Linked DNA regions of Homo sapiens: region 1 is linked to region 2. The links are chromatin contacts, found by Hi-C or POLR2A ChIA-PET in ENCODE. All regions are on one chromosome and are shown on one strand. The core of a region is the stretch at or near the end of the contact, and the rest is flanking DNA. Distances in the headings are between cores, read along the strand shown. Region 1 holds the start of ARCN1 (archain 1 coat protein complex I subunit delta). Region 2 holds the start of BUD13 (BUD13 spliceosome associated protein).

Region 1 (5,045 bases), core at 454-2,953, 1.8 Mb before region 2:
TATATTTTATATATATCACGTAGGGCTTTACCATCCCTCAGTTATCAATGAATTAAAAATACTAAGTTCCAAGAACCTTTTAACAAAGAATATTTTTAGAAAGATTACCTTTATCTGGTTTATATAATACAAGACCTTAACTTTACTATTAAAATAAAAATATGCTCTAAAATGCATTATTAATTCCAGGGTGTAAACGGGAACTGAGTTTCAAAATCACTAACCAAATACAGAACCTCCTGGAGAAACTGAAAATACAAGTTTCTGGAAATTTTGTGTCCAACACAAAAATTTTAGGAGGCAAACCTGTTTGATGCAATTTATATACCTGAGGCTGAGAAAAGCTGTTCAGTGGCCTAAAGTCCAAGCATGAATTCCCCCCATTATCCAAGTTCTTATCTAAAGGGTTGTCAATAGAACTTATTAGGATTGCCACCAAATTACATTCTGCCATCTCTCAGGTACACTGGACGATGTTTTAAATCAAGTTATCTATTGACAAAAGAATAAAAAAGAACAGAACAGAACATCCTTCAAAAGACTAAAGGACATAAGGTGCACTGAAAAATAAATTACTAGCTTTTTTGAAACCAAAGAATGTCTACTACTTCATGAATATCCACAAATCACAGCGATAAAGGAAGATTGAGTGATGTCAGCAGTTCTGATTTCCTCCATCCTCAACCACATTAACCTTTCTCATCCTTGTAACAGATGAGTATACAAAGATAACGCATGGGAAGGCAAGTAACTGGTCTCGGAGGCTAACCCATCCCTCTTACTCCACCTCCTGTGAGACATCTGACTACGACATGCCACATACACATTTTTCTTCACCTGGACAATAAGTTCCTTGAAGGCAAACCCTGTGTTCTCTGGAACCTGCTCACATTTTCCCAGTGGTCTACACAGTGTATGTACCCCGAGTCACACTAACAAATGGACACAAGTGAGTTCTGCGGAAGTAGTGGAAGGTTTCAGAGACACTTGGGTCCTATACATTAGTGTTAGAAGTTACTCCTTTCCGCTCTGTGTCTCCATTTCCCCCTTCTGAACAAAAAGAAAAATTTCTGGACACCAGTGGATTTGCATTTCGAGTTATCAACGGCCTAGCAAACACCGGGGGTGGGAGACAAGCTCTGATTAACAGAAGGACCAGAACCTCCGGAGACAGGCCCAGCCTGCTGAGCCTAAGCGCCAGGGAACCGGCGGGACAGCATCAGTTCCGAGGTCCGCAGCCTGGGACCCGCACCACCACCACGAAGTTCTCGCAGAGCAAAAACGCCGGGCCGTCTCAGGGGCAGGTCCCAGCAAACGAGGGAGTCCAGCTGGTTGGGGGGTGGTGCGGAAGCGGGCACGACGACAGATGGACTGGAGTCAGCTCCATCGGATCTCCAGGAGACCGGGCACAGGAGGCCACACTGCTCCCCGAGCCCGGAGCAAAAGCACTCTGCCCTAGACCCTCAGGGCGGGGCTCCTCCGGCCCCTGCCCCAGGCCCGCCGACAAGGAGAGACGGTGAGGCTCGGACCCCAGGAGTTCGGGTCCTGGCTCGGATCTTACCATGGTGAGGGCGGTGGTGGGGCGCGCCCGCACTCCGGCTCCACTGGGGATAGGGGTAGGGTCTGGGGAACGGGAGCACCAGCAGCTCTGGACCTGCTGCCCCCTTGACAGGAACCGCTGCCGCTTCGCCTCTTGCCAAGATGGCGGCCCCAAGCCACGTCTTCAACCGGAAGCGGCGCAGGTCAAAGGGCGGGGGGGGGGGCGGGGCCTGTGGGCTGGGGAAATTGAGGGTACCCCGCTCCGGTTACGATTAAGCCCAGGAGGTGTAGGGGGCGTTCACCCTCCAGCTGTGGAACCTCGTATCTCTCCCCTTTCACTGTCATCGCCTTCATTTATTTTGCGTCACATCTTACAGTTTAACAAGCCGCTGGCACAGCCACTATTATTTAATATACAGGATAACCTGTGTGCCTAAAAGACCAGTATCCGGAATATATAAAGAACTTTTTTTTTTTTTTTTTGAGATGGAGTCTCACTCTGTCGCCCAGGCTGGAGTGCAATGGCGTGATCTCGGCTCACTGCAACCTCCACTTCCCAGGTTCAAGCGATTCTTCTGCCTCAGCCTCCGGAGTAGCTGGGATTACAGGCACGCGCCACACCACGCTCGGCTGTTTTTTGTATTTTTAGTTGAGACGGGGTTTCACCATGTCGGCCAGGCTAGCCTCAAACTTCTGACCCCAAGTGATCCGCCCGCCTCAGCCTCCCAATGTTGGGATTACAGGCGTCAGCCACCGCGCCTGGCCTAAGAACTCTTATAACTCAGCAATAAAAAGACAAATACAGTATTCCTGTCTAAAAATGGGCTTCATCTGCAAAATGGAGGGAGTAGAAAACACAAAATTAAAATGAGCAAAAGATTTGAATAGATATGTGTCCAAAGAAGATATATAAATGGCTAATATGCACATTAAGAAATGTTGAATATCCTTAGGGAAATGGAAATCAGACCCGTGGTGAGACGTCATTTCACACTCACTAGGATGGCTATCATAATAATTGTTGGTGAGGATGAATGTAAAATAGTGCAGCCACGTTGGAAAAGAGTTTGGCAGTTCCTCAAAAAGTTAAACAAAATTACCACATGACTGAGCAATTCCACTCATAGGTACATACCCAGGAGAACTGAATATATGTCAACACAAAAATGTGTACTCTAATGTTCATAGCAGCATTATTCATAGTAGCCAAAAAGTGGAGACAATCCAAACAAATCCATTCATCAATAGATGTGGCATATATATGCAATGGAATATTATTTAGTCACAAAAAGGAATAAAGTACTGACATGCTACAATATGGATGAACCTTGAGAATATTATGTGAAAAAAGACGGATACAATGGGGCACTCATATATGATTCCATTAATACGAAAGATCCAGAATAGAAGAAAATCCACAGAGACAGAAACTAGCTTAGTGATTTCCAGGGGCTCAGGAAGGGTAGGAATAGAGAGTGACAGTTAATTAGTGTAAGATTTATTTCTGGAATAATTAAAACATTCTGGAATTAAGCCAGGCATGGTGGCATGATCCTAGAGTCCCAGCTACTTGGGAGGCTGAGTTGGGAGGATGGCTTGAGACCAGGGGTTAAAGGTCAGCCTGTGCAAATTGTGAGACTTAGACTCTTAAAAAAAAAATAGTTCTGGAACTAGATAGAGGCAAATATACTAAAAACCACTAAATTGTATAATTTTAAAAGGTGAATTTTTATGATTTGTAAATTATATCTTTAAAAAAACATGCACTGGAAGCAGGGCAGTTGTGCTCATGTCCATTTTGTATATGAAGAAAATGGTGAAAAGTTTAAGTGACTTACCCAAAGTTTCTAAACCAGTATATGATGGAACCAAGACTCAAAATCTGTTCTTGTGATTCTCATGTTATTTCTTGTATGCCAAATTTCAGATTTTTCAGAGTATAGCTGATTCAGTAGTTCTTCCTTAAATCATTTTATCCTACATCCTTAGCTCAACCGAACAGCACTCATCCATATTAAACCTGTATGTCCACAATTAAGTATAATAGCAACTTTTAATTGAGTGCTTCATTTGTGTCAGGTACTTTACACATGTTATTTCCAATCTTTTACATCAATCCAAATAAAGATACTGAGGATCAAAAAAGTTAAGCATTTGTCCAAACTCACACAACTAGTAAGTGGTAGAGCCAAGTTCAAAGTCAGTTTTCTCCTGGCTGGGCGCGGTGGCTCACGCCTGTAATCCCAGCACTTTGGGAGGCTGAGGTGGGCGGATCACAAGGTCAAGAGATCGAGACCATCCTGGCCAACATGGTGAAACCCCATCTCTACTAAGAGTACAAAAAAAAAAAAATTAGCTGGGCATGGTGGCGCGTGCCTGTAGTCTCAGCTGTTCGGGAGGCTGAGGTGGGGGAATCCTTGAAGCTAGGAGGCGGAGGTTGGGTTGCAGTGAGCCGAGATCATGCCACTGCACTCCAGCGTGGCGACAGAGGGAGACTCCGTCTCAAAAAAAAAAAAAAAAAAAAAAAGCTGGGCGTGGTGTCTCATGCCTGTACTCCCAGCTATCTGGGAAGCTGAGGCATGAGAATTGGTTGAACCTGGGAGGCGGAGGTTGCAGTGAGTTGAGATCACAACACTGCCCTCCAGACTGGGCAACAGAGTAACACTCAGTCTCAAAACAAACAAACAAAAAAACAAAGTCAGCTTTTTCCATTAAAACACACTGCCTCTGTATCTCCTGTGTGTTCCCTAACATTTATTGAACACTTACAGCATACCAGCCATTACTCTAACTTCACACAGATTATCTCATTTAATCCTCACAAGAATCCTCTGAGATAGGTACCTTTATTGTCTCCATTTTACACATGAGGAAATCAAGGTACAGAGAAGAAAACTATCCCACCACAGGTCTCATGGCTAAAAAGTAGGTAAGCGAGGATTCAAACAAAGGCTGTTCAACTTTGGACTATACCCTTAAGCACTGCATTATAGACTTCTTGCTCTTACCCGTATCAATTCCATCTCCAATGGCCTTCTAATAGAAATCTTTAGAAAGCTCAAATATTTTTAAATTTTATATGTCTGGGAGGATATATGTCAAACTGTATTTTAAAGTTTTTTTTCATTAAAAAAACTTTTTTAGAGAGATGGGGGTCTTGCTATGTTGCCCAGGCTGGTCTCGAACTCCTGACCTCAAGCAGTACTCCCATCTTGTCCCCCCAAAGTTCTGGGATTGCAGGAATGAGCCACTGAGCCCAGTCAATATTTTAAAAAAAAAAATTTTTTTTTTTTGAGAAGGAGTTTCGCTTTTGTTGCCCGGGCTGGAGTGCAATGGTATGATCTCAGCTCACTGCAACCTCTGCCTCCTGGGTTGGAGGGATTCTCCTGACTTAGCCTCCCAAGTAGCTGGGATTACAGGCATGGACGACCACGCCTGGCTAGTTTTTTGTATTTTTAGTAGAGATGGGGTTTCACCATGGCCAGGCTGGTCTTGAACTCCTAACC
Region 2 (5,653 bases), core at 65-2,564:
AACATGTTGACTATAGCTAATAATTCTGTATTGTTTACTTGAAGTTTGCTAAGACAAATTTGCTTAAGTGCCCCCCCACCGAACTACTACATAAATTAGTGAAGGATGTTTTACTTAATTTGATTTTGGTAATCATTACACAATGTATAATTATATCCAGTCATCACATTGTACACCTTGAATATATATAATTTTTTGTCAAATAATAAAGCTGGGAAGAAAACGATAAAACTGACAATCTAACATATATGATGAGGTAAAAAGATCTGGTATTTCAAGAAATTTGGATGACCTCTTGCACCCCACTTCGCTAGCCTCTACTCCCTAGAGTCATGTTCTGACTATGTGAAGTTGAGCAACTTCCTTAATCTTGCCACGCTTCAGTTCTTATCTGTAAAATATGATAATGAAACGATTTGAGAATTGTGAGGGTTAAATGAGATAATTCAGGTAAAGCTCTAAACCCCCTGCAAAGAATAAAGTCTTTTCTTTCCCCCCAAAACTTGAGTGTTAGAATTCATTCTCTCTGGTTTCTCTCTTTTACTATGCTAAAAAATGATCCAGGTCCGTCCTTCTCATTGGCAAGATTGTTTTACAGTTTCCTTCAAGAGATAACTGGGGGCTACTTGTAATAGAACACTAGAAGAGTTACACAGGTCTTAGAAACTACGTTTTTCATAGTAATTATGTTGGTTTGCACTTCCTGGCTTCCTTTCTTGGACGGTAGGTACCTGGAAGCCTAGTGGAGCAGATTCCCCCCACTTAAAGATACTTATAAAAATAACGAACATAGTTCCGATGACCATGTGCCCAACACCGCTCTGCGCACTTCACACAGTAATATCATCTCAGCCTGTGACCGTTCCGAGTTAGGTGCCGGGATTCTCCCTGTTTTGTGATAACTTGCCCGAGGTCGTACAGCTAGCCAGCTATGGAACCAGTATTCAAACTCGGCTACGCTGCAGCCCGTGGCCCTCCACTTTCTTGCTCGTGCTCTGGAGTTTAGGCGGCCGATGGGGGCGGGGTCCTTTGGGTCAGGTTGTGGCCTCATAGAACAGCGCTTGCTGCGGTTGGATGGATGGGTGGGTGGGTGGGTGAGTGAATGAAGAGAAGAAACCTGGTGGCGTCGTCCCAGGGCTGTGGAGCGCCCCGAAGGTGCGCACGTCCCTGGCTAGCCTGCGAGCGCGTCCCGGTGGCCGCACCTGCCAGCCGCGCGATTCTTAGCACTCTCCGCCACTTCCGGCCGTGGCCCCGCCCTGTCGGGTGGCTGGCGTCCGTTACGCGTTGAGGCATTTTGTCCCCAGCGCCGACCCGTCTCTCTGCCCCCGCCGCTGCCATGGCGGCAGCTCCGCCGCTTTCCAAGGCCGAGTATCTGAAGCGTTACTTGTCCGGGGCAGATGCCGGCGTCGACCGGGGATCTGAGTCCGGTCGCAAGCGTCGCAAAAAGCGGCCGAAGCCTGGCGGGGCCGGCGGCAAGGGGTGAGTTGGTACCGGCCGGGGCGGGGCCTGCGACGTCTAGCCACCCCTTCCCAACTCCGCCCTCGGCCGCCCGGCAGTTCCTTCCCTCTTGGCGGGTCTCTCGGCTTCTCCGCCGACCCCTGCTCATGCTCAGGGCCCCACTCACATCGCTTGAGGCCCCCCGCCTTGCCTCTGCCGCCCCGCTTACATCTCGAGCCTCTGAGCAGTAGCGTCAGTGCGTTAAAGCCGGGGTGTAACTTTGATTACTCTTTTCCCGCCTTGGTAGACTTCCGTCCTCTCCCATAGAGAATGAATATTGTGCCTCGAGAATAATGGAGCGGATTCAAAGCCTCTGTGCTTGGATCTTTAGGGCCCGGTACCTGCCTGTGGGGATTCCCAGATCCCAAGGACTTGGTTCTGAATCAGAGACCTTTGATCACCTCCTGTTACTCTTAGTAATAGTCCTAACGTGAGAAGCTAACATTTATATAGTTATACTTTTCTTGCCAGGCACCATTATAAGAAATTTAAACATATATAAGTTTATTTAAGCCTCACCACACTACCATGAAGTGGGTATTATTTTCATATGGGACAACTTTGTGGCCCAGTGTAGTGGGCCCTACCAAATCGTTTTCCACCCAGAACCACAGAATGTGACATTTAGAAATAGGGTCTTTGGAGATGTAATCAGTTAAGATGAGGTCATACTTGATTAAGGTGGGTGCCAAATCCAAGATGACTGTTTGCCTTTTAAAAAGAGGGAAGTATGGATACAGACACAGCAACAAAGGAAAAACGACCATGTCTAGATGAAGGCTGAGATTGGATTGGATTTATGTTGCCAAAAGCCAAGGTATGCTTGGGGCTACCAGAAGCTGGGAGAGGCAAGGAAAGATTCTCTGCTAGAGACTTTCCAGGGAGGATGGCCTTGCAGACACCTGGATTTCAGATTGCTAGCTTCCAGAACTGCGAGAGAGTTTCTGTTGTTTTATGCCACGCAATTTGTGGTACTTTGTTACAGTAACCCTAAGGCACTGAGATACCCAGTGAAGTCACATTGTTCTAAAGAACTAGTCCAAGTTCTTTTCTGGTTTGGTGCTTGCCTTATTATTGTCTTCGTCTTTCTGCCTCGCTGACTTGTGTGGATCCTTTGGAGGCAGTGCCATGTGATGAAAGTAGCTTGAGTGTTGGAGCAGCACTGGTCAGAGTTCGAATCCTAGCTGTGCCACTTTATAGGCTGTGTACCCTTGGGCAAGGTGTTTCATCTCACTGAGCTGCAGTTTCCTTATCTTTAAAATGAGAATAATAATAATAATGGTTTTATTAAGTGGTGGTTGTGATTAGAGGGATTGCATTAAGTGACCCTGGCTTTTTGAATAACTTCACATCATGGCAGTCATTGTTATTATTTGGGCTCAGCTATATAGTTTATCCACGTAACAAACATTTATTGAATATTTCGTATTCCAGTTACTGTAGGGTGTTGAGGATGCCTCTGTGAACAAAAAAAACATAGTCCCTGTTCTTGTGGAGCTTATAGATTAATGGGAATACAGGCTTTAAGCAACTAATTACACAACTAATCGATATATTTTCTTTATGATAAATGCAATGAAAGTATTCCAAGAGTTTTTAACAAGGGTTCTTAGTCTTGAGTGAGTGTGGGATGGTGAGGGAATTGGGTGAAGCAGTCAAGAAAAGTTTGCCAAAGGAAGTTAAATTTGTGTTAGGACCTGAAGAATGAGGAAGAGTTTCCTGGAATGAGAAAGAGTTTCCTAGCACTTTGGGAGGCCAAGGCGGGTGGATTGCTTGCATCTAGGAGTTTGAGACCAGTCTGGGCAACATGGTGAAACCCTGTTTCTACAAAAAATACAAAAAAGTAGTCAGGCACAGTGGCACATGCCTGTAGTCCCAGCTACTTGGGAGACTGAGTAGGGAGAATAACTTAACCCCGGGAAGTCAAGGCTGCAGGGAGCCATGATGGTGTCCCTGCACTCCAGCCTGGGCAGCAGTGTGAGACCCTGTCTCAAAAAAGAAAAAGACTAGGGCCGGGCGCGGTGGCTCACGCCTATAATCCCAGCACTTTGGGAGGCCAAGGCGGGCGGATCACGAGGTCAGGAGATCGAGACCATCCTGACTAACACGGTGAAACCCCGTCTCTACTAAAAATACAAAAAATTAGCCAGGCGTGGCAGTGGTCGCCTGTAGTCCCAGCTACTCAGGAGGCTGAGGCAGGAGAATGGTGTGAACCCGGGAGGCAGAGCTTGCAGTGAGCTGAGATCGTGCCACTGCACTCCAGCCTGGGCAACAGAGCGAGACTCCGTCTCAAAAAAAAAAAAAAAGAAAAAGATTGAAAAGAGTAGATCAGGCAGAGGGAAGGAACTGCATATGTGAAAACTGATGTGATAGGAACTTGGCTCCTTTCTAAGCACCAAAGGATGACCAGGGAGGTGTTCAACCAAGGAAGTAGCAGTAGGAGATGAAGTTGACCTTGTAGACAAAGACTGGACCATGCAGGATCCTGTAGGATTTTGAACTTTATTTTAAAACCAATAGATAAATGTTTTTATGCTGGTATCCTAGAATGACTCTTTTTGATCTTCTTATTCTCATTTAGAATGCGGATTGTGGATGATGATGTGAGCTGGACAGCTATCTCCACAACCAAACTAGAAAAGGAGGAAGAGGAAGATGATGGAGATTTGCCTGTGGTATGTATCTTTGGGGCTGTCAGGATTTTGAAATGAAGCAAGCTTCTCAATTTCCTTTTTTTTTTTTTTTTTGAGACGGAGTCTCGCTCTGTCACCCAAGCTGGAGTGCAATGGCATGATCTTGGCTCACTGCAACCTCCGCCTCCCGGGTTCAGATGATTCTCCTGCCTCAGCCTCCTGAGTAGCTGGGATTACAGGCACCCGCCATCATGCCTGGCTAATTTTTTTTTTTTAATTTTTGTAGAAATGGGGTTTCACCATGTTGGCCAGGCTGGTCTTGAACTCATGACCTCAGGTGATCCACCCACCTTGGCCTCCCAAAGTGCTGGGATTACAGGCGTGAGCCATTGTGCCAGGCCAAGCTTCTCAAATTTATTTTTCCAGCTTAGGGTAGATTTGTAGGGGGGTTAGTTGAGAACAGAAAAGAGGTGACAGTTTCCAAAGAGCTGTTTAAAATAGTTTTCTTTGCTGATGCCTATACACCAACTTGTCTCTTTATGGAGGGTCCATCAGCCTAGAAATGAGATGGATCACAGAGAGAGGACTTCTCGACATCAGTGTTAGAGTAATGATGAGACTTAGCTGTGGTTCATTTTGTTGGAATCTTTCTTAAAAACAATGCTGAGGTTCAGTTATAGGGAACTTTTTATTTGCTCCTTTTTTCAGTGCTTTAACTAAGCTTTCAAATTGTATATTCTTGCCTAAGTACTGGAGATATGTAGATTAATAGAACATAGCTGTATTTTAGAGATTATACCCTAGAATGAAAAACTGAATTTCAGATAAATTTCAACAGTATGGTAAATGTTGGGGATGTTTCACATACGTACCAAGTACCATTAGAGCCCGGGGAGGTAGCATACTTTGTATTCTGTTGGGAGATATCCTGAAAGATGTAAATACTGAGTTTTGAAGGGTAAGTAAGAGCCAGGTGGACAAAATCATAGGCAAATGACCTCCCAGTGGTTCATGAAACCATTGCTGAGAATTTCTGAGAAACAAAGTGGAAAGGAGAGCTGTAGATAGGCTGAATTCCACTAAAGTTGGTAAAGATGGATTCCAGTGAGTATTTAATATTAATTCCCAGCAAAATTCTTTTTTTTTTTTTTTTTTTGAGACGGAGTCTCACCGTGTTGCCCAGGCTTGAGTGTAGTGGTATGATCTCGGCTCACTGCAAGCTCTGCCTCCTGGGTTCACACCATTCTCCTGCCTCAGCCTCCTGAGTAGCTGGGACTACAGGGGCCCACCAACACGCCCGGCTAATTTTTTGTGTTTTTTTTTGTATTTTTAGTAGAGACAGGGTTTCATCATGTTAGCCAGGTTGGTCTTGATCTCCTGACCTCGTGATCCGCCCACCTCGGCCTCCTGAAGGGCTGGGATTACATGTGTGAGCCACTGCACCTGGCCAATTCCCAGCAAAATTCTAAAATAGATTATTTAAAAGAGGGCTTGCTAGTAATTAGAAGGGAAATAGTGATCTT

The links. Hi-C counts contacts between places; a loop is a spot of excess contacts on that map. ChIA-PET counts read pairs that join two places held with the same protein, here RNA polymerase II (POLR2A). Pooled maps may share reads with other maps.
Region 1: a map of IMR-90 shows a loop between it and region 2 (24-fold over the local background). The contact joins the promoter of ARCN1 here to the promoter of BUD13 in region 2. A Hi-C loop is called at or near these places in 1 of 168 maps with a recorded cell type or tissue (IMR-90) and 6 of 50 pooled maps. POLR2A ChIA-PET finds 5 or more read pairs at or near these places in 1 of 52 experiments (AG04450).

Annotation. Positions count from the first base shown.
Region 1 is chr11:118,569,067-118,574,111 of GRCh38, reverse strand. It overlaps ARCN1 (archain 1 coat protein complex I subunit delta), which reads right to left and starts at 1,703. Exons shown (of 10, transcript NM_001655.5): 1 at 1,562-1,703. The coding sequence starts at 1,564. It also overlaps a transcript of IFT46 not described here. RefSeq lists enhancers at 1,322-1,401, 1,912-2,041.
Region 2 is chr11:116,768,648-116,774,300 of GRCh38, reverse strand. It overlaps BUD13 (BUD13 spliceosome associated protein), which reads left to right and starts at 1,314. Exons shown (of 10, transcript NM_032725.4): 1 at 1,314-1,479; 2 at 4,079-4,172. The coding sequence starts at 1,337. It overlaps ZPR1 (ZPR1 zinc finger), which reads left to right. Exons shown (of 14, transcript NM_003904.5): 14 at 1-502. BUD13-DT (BUD13 divergent transcript) reads right to left here and starts at 830. Exons shown (of 2, transcript NR_186226.1): 1 at 790-830; 2 at 96-391. RefSeq lists an enhancer at 766-855 and a silencer at 976-1,175.